3 separate regions of the Mus musculus genome follow, and all the other regions are linked to region 2. The links are chromatin loops, found by intact Hi-C in ENCODE. Cell type or tissue: gastrocnemius. All regions are shown on one strand.

The links. A loop is a pair of places that touch in the nucleus more often than their neighbours do. Peaks named below come from ENCODE experiments on the same cell type or tissue, not always from the same donor. Only the 100,000 strongest peaks of a DNase experiment are listed, where the experiment ranks them.
Region 1: it touches region 2 in a loop (2.7-fold over the local background); 14 of 42 quality-filtered maps call a loop at or near these places.
Region 3: it touches region 2 in a loop (5-fold over the local background); 15 of 42 quality-filtered maps call a loop at or near these places.

Annotation. Positions count from the first base shown.
Region 1 is chr4:151,851,252-151,856,251 of GRCm38, reverse strand. The region is part of intron 1 of Camta1 (calmodulin binding transcription activator 1); the gene reads left to right. It overlaps Gm42357 (a long non-coding RNA gene), which reads right to left. Exons shown (of 3, transcript XR_881602.3): 2 at 1,269-1,381. Among named protein-coding and RNA genes, the nearest start is that of 9230110K08Rik, 8.0 kb to the left of the region's middle. In gastrocnemius, CTCF peaks have their summits at 2,075 (motif pointing right) and 4,884; a DNase peak (open chromatin) is centred at 4,873; H3K27ac peaks cover 1,363 bases.
Region 2 is chr4:151,154,576-151,159,575 of GRCm38, reverse strand. The region is part of intron 7 of Camta1 (calmodulin binding transcription activator 1); the gene reads left to right. Gm52711 (a long non-coding RNA gene) reads right to left here and starts at 982. Exons shown (of 3, transcript XR_003955319.1): 1 at 793-982. In gastrocnemius, CTCF peaks have their summits at 1,117 (motif pointing left) and 2,437 (motif pointing left); DNase peaks (open chromatin) are centred at 372, 784, 2,438 and 3,787.
Region 3 is chr4:151,283,216-151,288,215 of GRCm38, reverse strand. All of the region lies in intron 6 of Camta1 (calmodulin binding transcription activator 1), which reads left to right. Among named protein-coding and RNA genes, the nearest start is that of Gm45960, 63 kb to the right of the region's middle. In gastrocnemius, a CTCF peak has its summit at 4,968 (motif pointing left); DNase peaks (open chromatin) are centred at 1,969 and 4,942.

The DNA of each region.
Region 1 (5,000 bases), 700 kb before region 2:
TTACTCAGGTTTAGGGACAAAATTGTTCAGACACAGTCATATTTTCTTTTAAATGCCATCATGAGTGTAGTACTCAGTTGTCCTGTGAGTGTTAGAATTGTCGTTAGAAGATGGGGTGGTCAGCCACCCTGTAGTATTTGTCATACATGAGAAGGTGCATATACAATGAGCACAGCCTGTACTACTCTCCATAGTAAATGTTGTCCATCAGTGTGTTTAGACACTATGTTCATGTTCTCTTTCTCTGACTAGAGCATCATAACTTGTAGAATGCTATCTATGGTCTCCTGTAAAAACTGGTAATGTTTCTTGAACATTTTTAAAATCTCATTATTCTTGATTTAAAAAGAAATACTACACACTCCAGTGCAGAGAGGCCCAGCCAGTCACATTAATCCCACTTTACACACCCCCACACCCATTCTCTCTCACTCATACTCTCTTTTTCACACCCACATCCACACACCCACTCTCAAACTCAACTCTCTCTTTCACACACACACACTCACACTCACTTGCTCACTCGCTCGCTCGCTCACTCACTCACTCAGAGGAATGCTCTTAATTTTTCAGATGGTTGACATAGCATAAAGATGGAAGGACCGAGGTATCTTTAGTTTTACGGGCTCTTAGGTGTTCATTCCATTGGTCTGCTCATTTTCTGATGTGGTTGCATGTTTTTTAAAGTGCGTAAGTCCTTTGCTATTTTGGAAAAGTGCAGTAACTTTTTCCCCCCTTTAGATTTAGCTGGGCCTTTCAAGTCATGAGATGTCCCTTCCTGAAACTGTTAGCAAAGGGTGACTTTGAAGGAGGTGTTGGCCTGGACTGTCTTCTTCCCTCTGCTTTCTGCAGGGTAGCTTTGCATGCACAGTGCCGTGCTTTGAAAGAAATGCCAAGCATGGCAGTCCTTGGAGACAAAGTAAGTCACGTTATGCTGTTATGCTGTGCTTCCTCATGCCAACCGAAACACCTCTTTAACTCCTCCCCTAAATACAGAAACAGTAAATGTAGCGAAATAATCTCCAACAAGGCAGCAGGCCATCCTGAAGGCTAGTTCTGATGACTCTTGTGAGTTTAGTCACTAGCTTGGGCTGGGCCACAGTTGGTACCTTTGGTATGTATTCTAAGGGGCATTTTGCATCCTTTCTGAGAGTCTCTCTTCCATTTTTCCTTATCAGTTACTACAAGGTAACACCTGCCAAGCAGCTTATTTTTTCCTTTTTATTCCTACTTAGTAGTTTGAAGAAATACAGGCAATGGTTACTTACTGTGTCCTCTCAGGAGTTCTGAATATGTTTGAGAATTGTGTGGTGACTTCCATGAAAGTGCAGGCCACCACGACTCTTTGGCCACGTCACTGGACACTTGTTAAACCTAGAATCTGTTGGGATGGAGAAGCCAGATATGTGATCCTGTGTAACTTGCATCAGTGAGACTTGTGTGTGTGATGGCAGAGCTATGTGCAGATGCTTCCAGACGCACTCTTCCTTTCTATCACCATCTTTGTCCCTTCATGTTGGTCGGCTGGCCTTGACTACTCTATGTGCTTGCGGATGACCTTGAACTTCTACCTGCCAGCCAGGTTCGGGGTTACAGACATGTGCCTCCATTTTTGGTTTAGAGGTGCTCATTCTACTGATCCTCTCCCCTCCACTCCTTGTTTCTAGCTTTTAAACATATATTTTAGTTTTCTTTCATCAGGGTTGCTTGAGACTGTCAAGAATTATTTCTGAAGGCATGTGAGTAAAGGCAGGGATTTCTGTCTTTGTAAATCTTAGTCCCTTTCTGAAGGGTCTATGTCCCCTCTTGGTTTTTGGGAATCATAAGAGATTCTTAGGAAGTGAAGTGATAAAATCAGCCATCAGCGATTGGGACAGCCTGACAGAACAGTGGAATGCCAACTCGCTATTCACCACAAAGTTGTTGATGGCCTTGGTGAGCCTAAAATGTGTTTTCCTTCCCTTCATTTAGAAAGTACTTGAGATAAAATAGTTTTTAGTGAAGAAACTGTAGTTTGGTGGAAGTTTAGCAGAATGGAACATTTCAAAACTAGATTCAAGATAAGAATTTTTATTATGAATCCACAAGGGGGTAGTGGTGTTCTATCAAAGGTGCTGGTGGAAGCTGAGGTGATCGCCAGCATTCCAGATCTGTAGATAAAACTGGCGTGTTTGCATTTTAACTTAATAAGATCTCCTTTTCAAAATGTTTATTGGCAGAATTGTTTATTGCTTAAATTAAAAAAAATCCATTTTGGTGAATGTCTATTTTAAGCTGTGGAAATGGTTATTTGTACCATAGCACAGATAGTGAGACTGTCCTTGTAGTCCTGTGTTGGGAGAGGTCACAAAGGCTCTGAGACCACTGATGGTTTCTAAGATTGTAATAATCTTAACCTTAGGGATCAACAACTGTGGCTTAAGTGTCTTGAATAGAAGGATTTAAAAAATTGTGTCTAAACTTTATTCTTAGTGTTCTGCCAAAAGATGAAAACTGTGAACAATCTTACTCCTAGATGCTTTAATACTTCTGAATGAATCAAAACTTTGTGTTAATAGATTGCTTGCATTGTAACATAAAAGTATCCTTTCCCTAATATAAAAATCCAAGTTGTTCTGGAGGCCTGTGAGTCTTACCTGCTTGTTTAGAATTACTTATGATCAGGTGTAGTGTGGCAGAGCCAGCTATTCTTGTTGCTGTTGTGTGCTCTTTGTAAGTATAGGCCAATGGTGGGAGAAAGGTGTTAGTTTTTTTTTTTAATTTATTTTTTAAATTTTTAAGATTTATTTTATAAGTACACTGTAGCTATCTTCAGACACACCAGAAGAGGGCATTGGATCCCATTACAGATGGCTGTGAGCCACCATGTGGTTGCTGGGAATTGAACTCAGGACCTCTGGAAGAGCAGTCAGTGCTCTTAACTGCTGAGCCATCATCTCTCCAGCCCTGGGAGAAAGGTTTTTTTTTTTTTTTTTTTTTTTTTTAACAGCTTATTTTATTATTTGTGTGTTTTGTGTGACTCTGTGTGAGCTCTTGATTGTGGATGCTGGGAGCCCAACTCTGGTCTTCTAGAAGAACAGCACGTTCTCTTCAACTGCTAAGCCATTTCTTCAGTCCCAAGTGGAGAACAGTTTTATGATGGACCCCACCCCCACCCCCGGACATCCCCACACTCCTAAATCTTTATAAAGTGCAAGTATTAACTCTAACCACCTGAAATAGTTGGGCCATTCACAAGCAGTGCTGATTTGTGCCTCATGCATTGCCTGTTTCTCATTTCTGGGCTAGCAAAGGTTTTTCTGTTACCTCACCTTTCTTCATTCGTTCTGAGCAAGGAGGGGCTGACTTACGTCCTTTCTTCACTAAGTGACTTTGAGTTAACATCCCTAAAGACAGGTGCACACTTTCTTGTGTCCTTCAGCTCTGAGAGTTGAGCTATGACGTCAGCATTTTCATTCATGAATTTTGTGCTTCCATTTTTTTCTTTGTGTTTTTGAATTGGCATATTCACATATCAGTTTGCCATCAGTCAGTTCATAAGTCAACCATGAAAGATAAAACAAGAGATGAAGCACTACAGTTGTTAGATAATGCTGTAGTTGCTCCTGCTGGTTGGTCTGCAGCAATTCAGTTTGGGCAAGGTTGCTGGCCAGACAGCTTGAGGTCTAAAGCAGTAGTTTTAATTAGGTTCTGATTTTTGTGTTGAGCTGTGTTGTGAACATATTGATACAAAATTTGTGTTTTTGCTATAAGGTTAGAGTGCTATGCCATGTTTCCTTTGTTACAGAGAATATTTATTGTGTCATTTGCTGAATTGGAGGATTCTGCTTCATTTCACAGAGGCAGGCTGGGCTCAGATCTGCTGCTGTTGCAGAGCATGTGGGCTACTCTGAGCATTTGGTTACTCTTGAAGTATTTCAAATATCTTGATTATTTTATGGTTTTAACATTTCTGGTTTTGATATACTGTTGTTGTGGAAGGCATAACATCCCGAGTTAGAGTCAGATTTCATTTCTCTGGATTGTACCCTCATGTAGCTATGGGATGGAGCTTCTCCTCCAGGGAGGTTGCTGTTTGAAATCTGACCCAGTGAAGACAGTCTTGAAGGACTCTCACTTGAATTTTTCTCTGTAGGGCCAACACAGAGGCTGGGCGTCTGGCTTCTGGCATTGTTCAAGCCTATGTTTGATGAATGGTTAGCTCTAAACAAGTTAATTTTCCTTGCTTTCTTGTGGGGGGTGCGGGGGGGGGCTTTACTGATTTTCTGACTATTTAATTGGCAAGGACATTTAAAAATAGCATATGTTACTTCTAGGCTGTGCCATTTATAGCTCAGTTCATGGTTAGAGTGGATGATAAAACTATAGTCATTGCAGTTGATACCTCTTTCTTAAACTGTGTGTGTGTGTGTATGTGTGTGTGCGTGCGCACTCACTATGAGATGAACTAAGGACTTTGCCAATGTATCTTACTCTGGAATTTTTTTAATACTAAGCTTCATTTTGTGTGTTCATGTGTAAATCCTATTTACAGCTCACAGCTTTTTAGAGATCCTCTAGAGGTACAGAGCTCTGAAAGGTACAAAGTTTTATGTTCAATATTTTGTTTTGGGGGCCAGCTAGATGGCTTAGTGAATAAGGGCTTGTCACCAAACTTTCTACCAAACATGGTAGAAAGAGAACTGACCTCCTCGGCAAGTTTTGCTCTGACCTCCACATGTCTCCCCCACCATACAAATGAAAATGATTACACAGGGAGCCCAGAAGTTAGCTTCTGGTGTGGTGCCTTCCAGCTCTTTGAGACATTCAGCCTGGAGCTAATTGCGTACAGTGGCAGGCCACAAAGCCCCAGGGATCCATCTGAGTCAACCCCCCAGTGGTGGAAATGTGCTGGTGCACCCAGTTTTTACATGGGTGCAAAAGCACTTTACTGATTAAGCTGTTTTCCCAGACCCTGGGGGCAGCATTTTAAGCCATGTGACATCTCAGATACATTTCCT
Region 2 (5,000 bases):
AAGGCTCTGGCTCTTGGTCCTTCTAGCTTGCTGGGAAATTTGTTCAGTGGCTCAAAGCCACCACCACCATGGCCCAAATCGGGCACTCTCAGCTTCTGTGACCCAACGGAGAGCTAGATAAAACTGGTTCCCATAGGGCACCCATGGCTTTCTGCCTTATCCCATTTCCTGGCTGCCCATTAGGAAAGAGTACCCCAGCCTCTTCCCAGCTAGCAGCCAGACTGATGCATCAAGGCTTTTAAGCTGTTCCTAGCCCTTCCCTGAGCACAATCCTGCCCAGCTGTCCCCACCTTAGGGCTTTATTTGGAGCACCCTGGATGGCCAGATGGCCCTGAAGAACAAGCAAGACCTGAGTTTCAGCAGGCCTCCACCACCCTCAGAAGGCTCCAGCCTTCAGCCAGCTCAGCCCAACTGTCTTCTGGGAACCCCACCATGTCACTCTAGGTCCATAGATGCCTATGGCAGGTGTCTTCAGCTACAAAATGAGGGCCAAGTCGGAAAGTTGCCTGGAAAGAGATCCTGGGCCTGGGACAGCAGCCACCTCATTCCCCCACTGCTCCTGCATTGTCCCACAATGTCATGCACACTTGCACATATAAATACCCACATGCACACAGCACCCTCGCCATCTTGGACACCCATAGACCAGGACACACACAAGAGCTCAGAATGGGGAAGGTTTGGTTTCCTGACCCTATGACTTCTGAAACTTTCTCCAAAGCAACCCAGACCCCTTGTCTATGACGAGTCAAGGCCAAGGGCATGTTGGTAACCTGCCAGACTAGGACGTACACATGAGAAGTGGCTCCGTGGCTCCATGGCTCCATGGCTCCATGATTTGGGTGACAGTGCCAGCAAGGGGATGCTGTGTAAAAGGATTTCCAGCAGAGGTCAGAGGCTGGATGTAAACTTGGCATCTCTGAGATGTGTGAAGGTAGCACCCCCTCTCCCAGACTTGGCCAGTACACCTGAGCTTTCTGAGTGGCCATGTCCTCTTTCCTGGAACGGGTGACAATGTTGTCTGTGTGGCCCTGAAATGACATCATAGATGTCAAATGACCCATGTAGTGGCTGTAGTTAGGAGGAAAAACCTGCCCAAAGGCCAGAACAGCGCCCTCTGGAGGCCAAGCCCTTATCTCACAACCCCTGTGTGCCCAGCAAGGGCACCCAAGGGCTACCTGGACATCTCCTGTCTTCCTCCAGCCAGAGTGGGACCACTGAGCTCTGTGCTTTGGGAAGATGCCAGACAGGAGGAAGCCCAGGCCATCCCTCGGGGAACCCAATCAAAGGGGGCCTGCTGAGAAGGCATCACAGGGCTGTCTCAAGGATAGCCATGCTGTAGGGGCCCCAGGCCACCAGCCCGGAGGATGGTGTGGCGGAAGGCTACAGGGCATCCCAGGCAGTGTGCGGAACATAGAGAAGGAAGCAGAGGCGATGTGAGTAGAAATGGTGTGTCAGTGTCAGGACTGTGGCCTGCAGGGCTGCAGGCCTTCAGGACTCTGAAGCGATGGGGACCATGCTGAGTTTGGGGTTAGAGGCCCAGGTGACGGTGGGGATGGAGAGTGGGCTGAATGTTAGTGTGAGAGAAGAGAAGAAGCCATGTTGAGCATGGGAAGCGGGAGTCATCTGTGTTGAGTCCGGGGTGGAGGCCATGTTGAACTTGAGGGAAGAGATATTGTGTTGAATGCTGGGTAGAGGCCATGGTAGGCGTCAGTGTGGAAACCTTGTTGAGTAGGGGTCAGAGCTGGAGACCATGTGAGAATGAAGAGATTGAAGCCATGTTGAGTATGGGGAAGGGAAATCATAGGAGAGGCCCTGGTGAGTGTGGGCTGAAGGTCATAGTGCATGTGGGATAGAGCCATGTTGGCTGTAGGGTAAAGGCCGCTGTAAGCACGGGGTGGTGGCCGTGGTGAGCGAGAGGCTAAGGGTGCTCTTCTAGATCCTAGCAGTCCTCAGATGCCTTGACTCTTCTGTCTTTACTGGAAATGGTTTTAGAAGCCATGTCTTGGCCCCTCTCCGCACACTCAGCAAGGGTCTTTTCCAGTCCCAGGGCAGCCAGCATAGGCTAGGGAGACTGCAGACAGGGACCCCACAGTGTGAAACTGAAGCTTCAGAGGCAAAGAAGAGACAGGGCAGTACGTGATAGCACCTGCCTTTCCTGGGAACTCCCCACCCAGTCCCCACAGCAACTTCCCATCTGTCCCAAGAGGCTCACTGGTGCTCACCTGAGCCTTAGGGGGTACGTTCAAAGTATCATGTTTTCTCGTGATTTTTTTCAAACGAAGACAAACTCTTCATGGGGCAGGTGTTTATTTGTCTTGCTTTTTTGCTTAGATTGTAATCCTGGTGATTATGGAGTATCAAGACATAAAATCAACAAGGGTGCGCCTTCCCTGCGCCTTCTAGACCAGTTCCTGGTCATTTAGCGCCACCTGGTGGCCAGTCATAGTAGCACGCTTCCAGGATGTGCCTAGCACTCCTGCGGGAATTATCTGAGCACAGCCTGTGGAGTGGGGTGGCTGGCCTCAGAGTGACAAAGCAACTGCCCACGGACTGCAGATGTGGCCATGAGAGGAGCAGAGTGTCAGAGACCAGCCTTGGGTTGACTGCTGCTAGGGAGGCTTCATCCAGTGTCCCTGCAGTGGAGGAAGAGCTCTGGGGTAGGAGTGACAGACTCTAAGTCAGGTGTGAGCTTTGGCGCCCAGGCTCACACCTTGGTGTCTGGGGTTCAGAGCACCTTCTTTTTCGGATCACTGCAGCGCAGGTGAGCCCCGAGCACAGAGCAGCCAGCGGCAGGAACCATTTCATTTCTGAAGTACCTGGGCAGGTCTAGGAAAAGCAGGCTTTGGGGGCCCTGTCCAACTTTGTTCTGATGTCTAGGGTGGAAGCCAGCCAGGGGACTCTGGGTGTTTTACAAACCGTTCTCATGCTAGACTCTCCAGGCTTGTATTTCCTAGAAACTCTAGCCTGAGGCAGACACCAGAAAGAGGCAAACCCAGGGCTCTTGCTTGGAAAGCTGAGCTAGCACCCTCACCCTTGGACTTCTTGGGATGGCAGGGAGGCACGGTCGGAGATTTATCAGGGAACTTCCAGAGGGAAATGTCCCGGAGATGGGAGACCTAGTTTCTGGGTGTTCCAGAACTGAGATGTCTCCCTAGGCTCCTAATTAAGAACTACAACCCTTAATATTTTCTGGATTTGTAGTTTGAGTCTTGGTGCCAGCACACAGTGTGATCTCTTGGAAGCCATGAGGCTGGGGTTCAAACCCAGAGCCTCACGCATGCTGGGCAAGTGCTACCACTAAGCCACAGTGCTAAGCCCTTTTTCTATTTTCCATTTTGAGATAGGATCTTGCTAAGTTTCCCGGACTGGATTTGAACTTATGCTCCTCCCATCTCAGCCTTCTGGGTTGCTTGGATTTCAGGCCTGTGCCACCAAGGCCTGGCTGACACGGGGGGGGGGGGGGGGGGTGTCCTTGCTGAACACTTGTTGACTGTAACTCAAGAAAAGTCCTGAGTATGGACCATACCTATACCTTTGTCCCTGGGGCCAAGAATAGCAGCTCTGTCCTTAGGGAGAGAAGTCTTGTGTCCTGCAGTCACTGCAGGACCTGAGAGTCTGGGAAAACAAAGATAGACCCCCAAAGGCCTGCAGAGGATTCCCTGTGCCCTCTGCTGTCCCTGGGAAAGGAGCTACTGTCCTGGAGCCTCAGATTGGCTGAGCCCTGCTCTGCTCTGCCACACTCCTGGCTGCAGACCTCATCCTGCTGCACCTTGGCCATCTTCCAGCCTGGCACAGAGGTGGGTGCCTTTGGCAGACACCTCCCACCCCTGCCCGTGGGACCTTGGTTTGTTTTGCAAATGTTCTTTTTTTTCCTTCAGGCTAGATTCTATTGAGCGGATGTGTCCCCCAGAAAGAACATGCTTCTGATTTCCTGCCTGTCCCTCGCTGCTTGTTCTTTGAGGCTCCTTGGGCACTTGTACCCGTAGGCTGTTCCAGAAGTCTCCTTTGGCTTTCTCCTCCCCATTCACCAGCCCAACCAACCTTTGTGGCTTATTCTCAGACCTGCCCTAAGCCTGAGAGTCAAGGGTCTGATTCTAACTCAGAGATCAGCTCGCTAAAGAGGAGACGCTCTAGTGAAGTGTGGCACTCCATCTCCCTAGGTTTTATGTCTCTGTAAGAATCAAGATCTCTGGACCACATAGTGGAGAGTTAGAAGGGAGTTTCCCCTAAGGGAAGCCAGCCATATGAAATGTCCCTAATTTCAAGTGGCCCTGTAGGACTGGGTACCCAACTATTTACGACTACATGTTTCCCCGTTGACTGGCTCTTCCCTCAAGTAGCGGGAAGGACTAGGGACTCCAGGTTTGAAACCGACACCAGAAGCAACTCCTCTCGCTGCCACACTGATCTTCCAGCATTGCCAGCAAGTCAGGGTTTCTGGCACATTCACTACCATTGTGAAGAGTCACCATCCCAGGGAGAAGAGGCTAAGCTCTCAGCCAAGGACAGTTTCTAGCATGTCCGTCCACCTTTACGGTTTTTCCAAGCCAAGGCTACACTATCACCATGTGGTCTAGATTCCCTGATTTAGGCATCCCGGCCCCTCACATCCAGTGTCCCTCTCCTCTGAAACAATATGGCCAGGGTGAGTTCCCCACTCCACAGCTGACACCAAACCTCAGCTTCTGGCTTTCTCCAGAGGTGGGTGTGACTGAGCATGAAGTCTAGGTCTCCCAGTAGAAAGGGGCTTCTAGCATGCTGAGTCCCAACACAGCAACCAGGCTCCTTGGAGATGCTGCACGCAGAGGATCCTTGCACACAGCCAGTATGCACGCCACGCCTAACCCTCAGCCCCGATGGTGCGCCTCCAAATGAGAGCGGAGATGGGGAGCTGACTAGCATGTGGGTGTCTGGATATGAGAAGTTAAATCTAATGAAAACTTCATCTAGTTGAACCAAGAAATCAGAAGCAGGGCCTTTATTCCTGTCAACAAGGA
Region 3 (5,000 bases), 130 kb before region 2:
TGACCCTGGTTCCCTGGCTTGGATGCTAGGTCACAGGGACTTGATTTATTCCAGCTTCCTGTCCCTGGCTGTGGCTCTTTTCCTTTTGGTGTCTATGTCCCTTGTTAGAATGCATCTCTGTCATGCCCTCTGTGCCACACCAGACTGGGACTCCTAACAGATTAGCTCCCCACTTGCCAGCTTCCTGCTGGGGGTGCGAACACCCCTCCTCAAGGGTGGCCTCCTCCTCCTCCACGCCTGCCCTCAGCCCATCACGCTCTTGTGGCTTTTTAACTCCATTAAACTTCCTCTGCCGGAAGCAGAAACCTTTGGGCAGCGTGAGGGCTGAGCTCTCTTCTCCACAGCTGCATTCCGGTGCCTTCCAGATGCGCCTAAAGCAAGAGGGAAAGCCCTCTCCTCCGCACACTCTCCACTCTCCCTCCCTGTCTCTGCATCCTGGCCTCTGGCTGCTGAAGACATGCCTGGGGTGATTGGTGTGCTTGAGTCTCGCTTGTCACGATCCGGCTGACAGGAAGCTGGACTCCCCTCCTCCCACCAAAGGCCAGTGTGGCAGAACTAACTTGGCTGCTCTGGTGCATCTTCATTTGCCATCTCACGCCGGGCAGGATTGTCATCCCCATCGCTCATCTCTGGGTCCTCAAACACCAAGGACCACAGAAAAGCCTTGGTGGGGAGGAGGGTATCAGGGCTGGGCCCCATGGGAGGTGAGAAAGGAAGTTGCTGAACAGGGTGGTGTTTAGGCCCTGAGGAGGTGCTGAGGAAGAGACCAGGGTTGGCCAGGAGCATACAGCCCACCATCTGCTGAGCAAAGTAGCTGGAACAAGACAACCTTCTAGAGAGGGTGGGACTTACAGGATGGGTGCAGTCAGGGGAGAGTACAGCTGGATAAAGGAACTTCCTCAAGGGATACCCCCACCTCTGGCTGCCACCGTCTCAGCTCAGTAGCCAGCTCTTGCCCACAAACTGTGGCTCGATTCCATCCTCTGGCATCTTCCAGTGGGGGCCACTTCAGAGCCATTTAGCACAGCAGGGACCTCTATGGGACCACAGTAGGGACAAAGAAATCCACTGGGGTCTTATTACCCACAGTGGTAGATCCCCCAACAGAGAAACCTACTGCCTCTGTCTCCCTCAGAACCAAGCACGGAGCCTTGACCAAGGCAGGGCAAGAGCCAACATGTCCTAAAGGTCACAGTTTAACAAACAAATGTCCTCAAAGAGCAGTGCAGAGCAAGCCCAAAGGCCAGTGGCTAGGAACATGGGTCAACGTCAAGACCCAGAAGATGAAACTGAGTCATACAGAGTTAGAAGTGTTTGAGCCACCTGGCTTTCTTCGGGGAGGGGGTCCAGCTGTGGTCAAGGCTTTGTGCTTGGCACTGAGGGAGTCAGGTGGTAGCTGCTTCTTTCTGTCGGTTTGTGTGTGTGTCATAACCCCTCCCCCCAGTCACTGCTAGTGAAGTTTCTACTGTAGCTGAATCCAGGACACAACTGAGCAAGCCTACAATCTAGGACACTGAAGCCTAGCTAGCTCACAGGCCTGTAAGGCTGTTACCATGACTGGAGGATCCTGTGCTGCTCAAAACGCTGGGCATCTCAGAGGTGCATAAGGGTGGGGCCACTTGTGCCCAAGACAGTATCCCCAGCTGCAAGCCCCTATGGACCCTGAGTCGACTGTATTTCTCCATCTCCTTCTCCAGCTGGCCAGACCCTGTGGAGAAGGCCACCTCTGCAGGTTCCATACACGCTGCCTTTGCTCACACCGTCACCCTCTGTGTCACAGCTATCAGGTCCCTCGGCTTCAGTGCCCAGTGAGGTCCACAGAGAACAGGGCCAGGTCTAGAGTCACACATGAGCCAGGAATGGGGCACAGCAGTGATCTTCCAGCCCCTGCTTCACCGCCTGACGTAGCTTGGCTGTAGCTTCCAGGGCTGAGCTCCCCAGGGCCAGCGACAGTGCCAAGGGATGAAGCAGAGTCAAACAGAAAGTGTCTCCCCGTCTGGGGCCCCGGGCCTCAGGCCTCCGTGATGCATCCCTCTGAGTGCAGCTCTCTCTGAGAATAAGCTCCATCGCTGGCCGTGACTCCCAGCAGTCTGCTGGCTTCTTTGCAAACCGTTTCTGCTTCTAATGAGTGTTTTTCTCTTTACCATTGTTCTCTAAAATGCTTAATGAATGTTTTCTGCACACAAGGCAGGGGGTGTGCCTCCACATGGCAGCTTGACTGCTCATTCCAGCCGTGGGGCAGAGGCCGTGGGAATCCTTCCTGGCTCAGCACAGCCCTGTAATACACAAAGACCTGTGGGAAGATAGATGCTGGGGCACCGGGAAGGACATGGCACAGGGTGTGGGGCTCCCAGTTCACTAAAGACCTGGCATTTCAAATCCAAGGTCTAGGACCTGGACTTTGGAAGAGCACTGTATCCTGAGTTCACAGAGCTGGATTCCAGTACTACGTGGTCTAACCTAAGGAGGCCATGGCTTCCTGGCCAGGCAGTCAACCTTCACCAAGTGCTCCTTGTCACTAGGGATTGGCGATTCAATCACTCAGGCACCAGGGGGCAGAATGAAGCAAGATGTCAAGGTCTCCTAGGGTCAGCCTCTCCACCTTCCTTCCCACCCACTAGGCTCTGCTAACCCTAGAAATGGTGAGTTCCGAGGAGTGATGGGGTATTATTCTGACAAAATGTCCAGGGTAGCCATCTTGTAAGGAAGAAATGTTTACTTCAGCTCATGGTTTCAGAGGTTTCCTGTCCCTAGTCTCTAGGTCCTTTTCCCTTTGAGTGTGTCATGTGTGCACATGATATCATGGTATATACCATACACACACACACACATATATGTATATATACACATACACATATACATATATATACACATATACACATACACACTGTATATACTATAGTGTATATATTGTGTATATACTATATATGCTGTATATACTGTATATATACTTATATATTACTATATATACTATATACTATATATACACACATATACACCTATATATATCATATATATATGCAGACACTATATATACCATATATACTTATATACCACATATACTCTCTATATAGTATATATACTATATATACCATATATACACTACAAATATATATATATATACCATATATTTACCGTGTGTGTGTGTGTGTGTGTGTGTGTGTGTGTGTGTGTGTAATCTCTGTGTGTGTGCTTCAGTGACCTTCATGGGCCTTCTTTGCCATAAGTTTCTGCCACCTTATCATAGTGCCACAGACTGGGGACCATAACTTTAGGATGTGGGCTCTGGGGGCATCGCAGATTCTGGTCATAGAGGCTAGTCCATGCAATGCATTCTGGTGTACCATAGCAATGGACCAGGTGATCTGAGAAGGTTTCCTGGAAGAGGAGATGAGTCTAGAGTTGAAAGATGGAGGAAGCAGGGTGGGAAGAGTGGCCTCGATGCCCTTTTGATGTGAGGCAGGTGAGGGCACGCGCCCAGTGGGGTTAATGAATGTTTTCTGTAGGAGTCAAGCAGGGGGTACCATGGCTGCTCAAAGTTCCCAGATACACATACCTGGTCCAGGGCCCATCTGGGAAGAGGGAATAGAGGAGAGAGGTCTGGAGTTCACTATCTCTGCTTCCCAGCACAGCGGGGAAGAGGGGGCCTAGGCAGGGTATCAGAGCAAAGGCACTGGGGCCTGTAGCCCCAGCAGTCTGGAGGCTGATAGAGATTGGGTGATGAGGAGCAGGAAGTGTCTGAGGCTAGCCTGGGCAGCAGCTATATCCCATCTCCACAAACAGAAACAATGATACTTCGTGACAGTTTCTCCACTGTTAGCAGTAGCCACCACCATCATCACCATCACCATCATCACCATCACCATCACCACCACCATGATCATCACCATCACCATCATCATCTGTGCTAATAACTTCATTCATCTCAGCCCTTGTGCTTCTGAGCACTTTGTTGTCCTCATGAAGCTGCTACATCACTATGACCACTGTGTAGAAGGGAGTTTGGGATTGATTCCAGCACAGACTTAGACTGGCCATCAGCTGGTCCCCACTTGGTGGGCTGGAGGCATTCTAATCCCAAACCAGACATCAACCCACTCCAAGGTGCCTCCAGATAAGATATCCCTGCCTAGGGAGGAAGACCACAGGAAGGACAGGAGTCCATGGGTCAGCGGGTGCACTGCAGGAGAAGGCTGGCACTGGTGTCACAACGGGTGGGAGAGGGGCAGGGAGTGAGGACCGTGAACTCCAGGAAGAAGCCACAGCAGGAGGGACTGTTGCCAAAGGGAGCTAGGTCCCATTCAGTCTGGAAGATTCCAGTCCAGGGGTAACTGACTCAAACCGAAGCCAAGTGGAGAAACCCTCTAGGTGGCTCTGACCTGGGAAACCAGACTAGACGGGTTGTACATGTCAAAGGGGAAGGGGCAGGAACAAGGGTGCTGGCAGAGACCATTCCCGAGATGTCGTCTTATCCTGGCTCTATTCTAACGAGCAGCTTTTCCTTTCTCCATTTAATGTCTCTTGAATAACGTGATCAGGAGATTAGGTAGACACCAGGAATTTACGGTGCTATGCAAAAAAAAAAAAAAAAAAAAAAAATTGCTCAATTCCATTAAGATTTCAGGACCCTGGCCAAGGCTGCGCAGCGGAGCGGGTAGTATTTCCTCCTTAGATGTCTTTTCTTGATTGCGATTTACGATGCCAAGGCCCTAGCTGTACCCACCCAATGCCTCCAGAAAATATGGCAGGCTCCCAAAGCCTATTCTCCTCTGAGGAGTGTGACCGGGCAGTTTTCAGTTTCCCTCATCCAGATCCCTTCCTCAGGAGACAGGAGCGATGGGGAATGTCCTTTTCATGGGTGGTCTCCGGTGGGAGTGGCCAGCTTCAACCTCACCTTGGAGATTTCTGTATACCAAGGTTGCTGGCGAGGCCGGAGCTCTCTGAAGCCACGGGACACTCTGCTACCACCTAGTGGACAGGACGTGTACTGCGGATAGAAA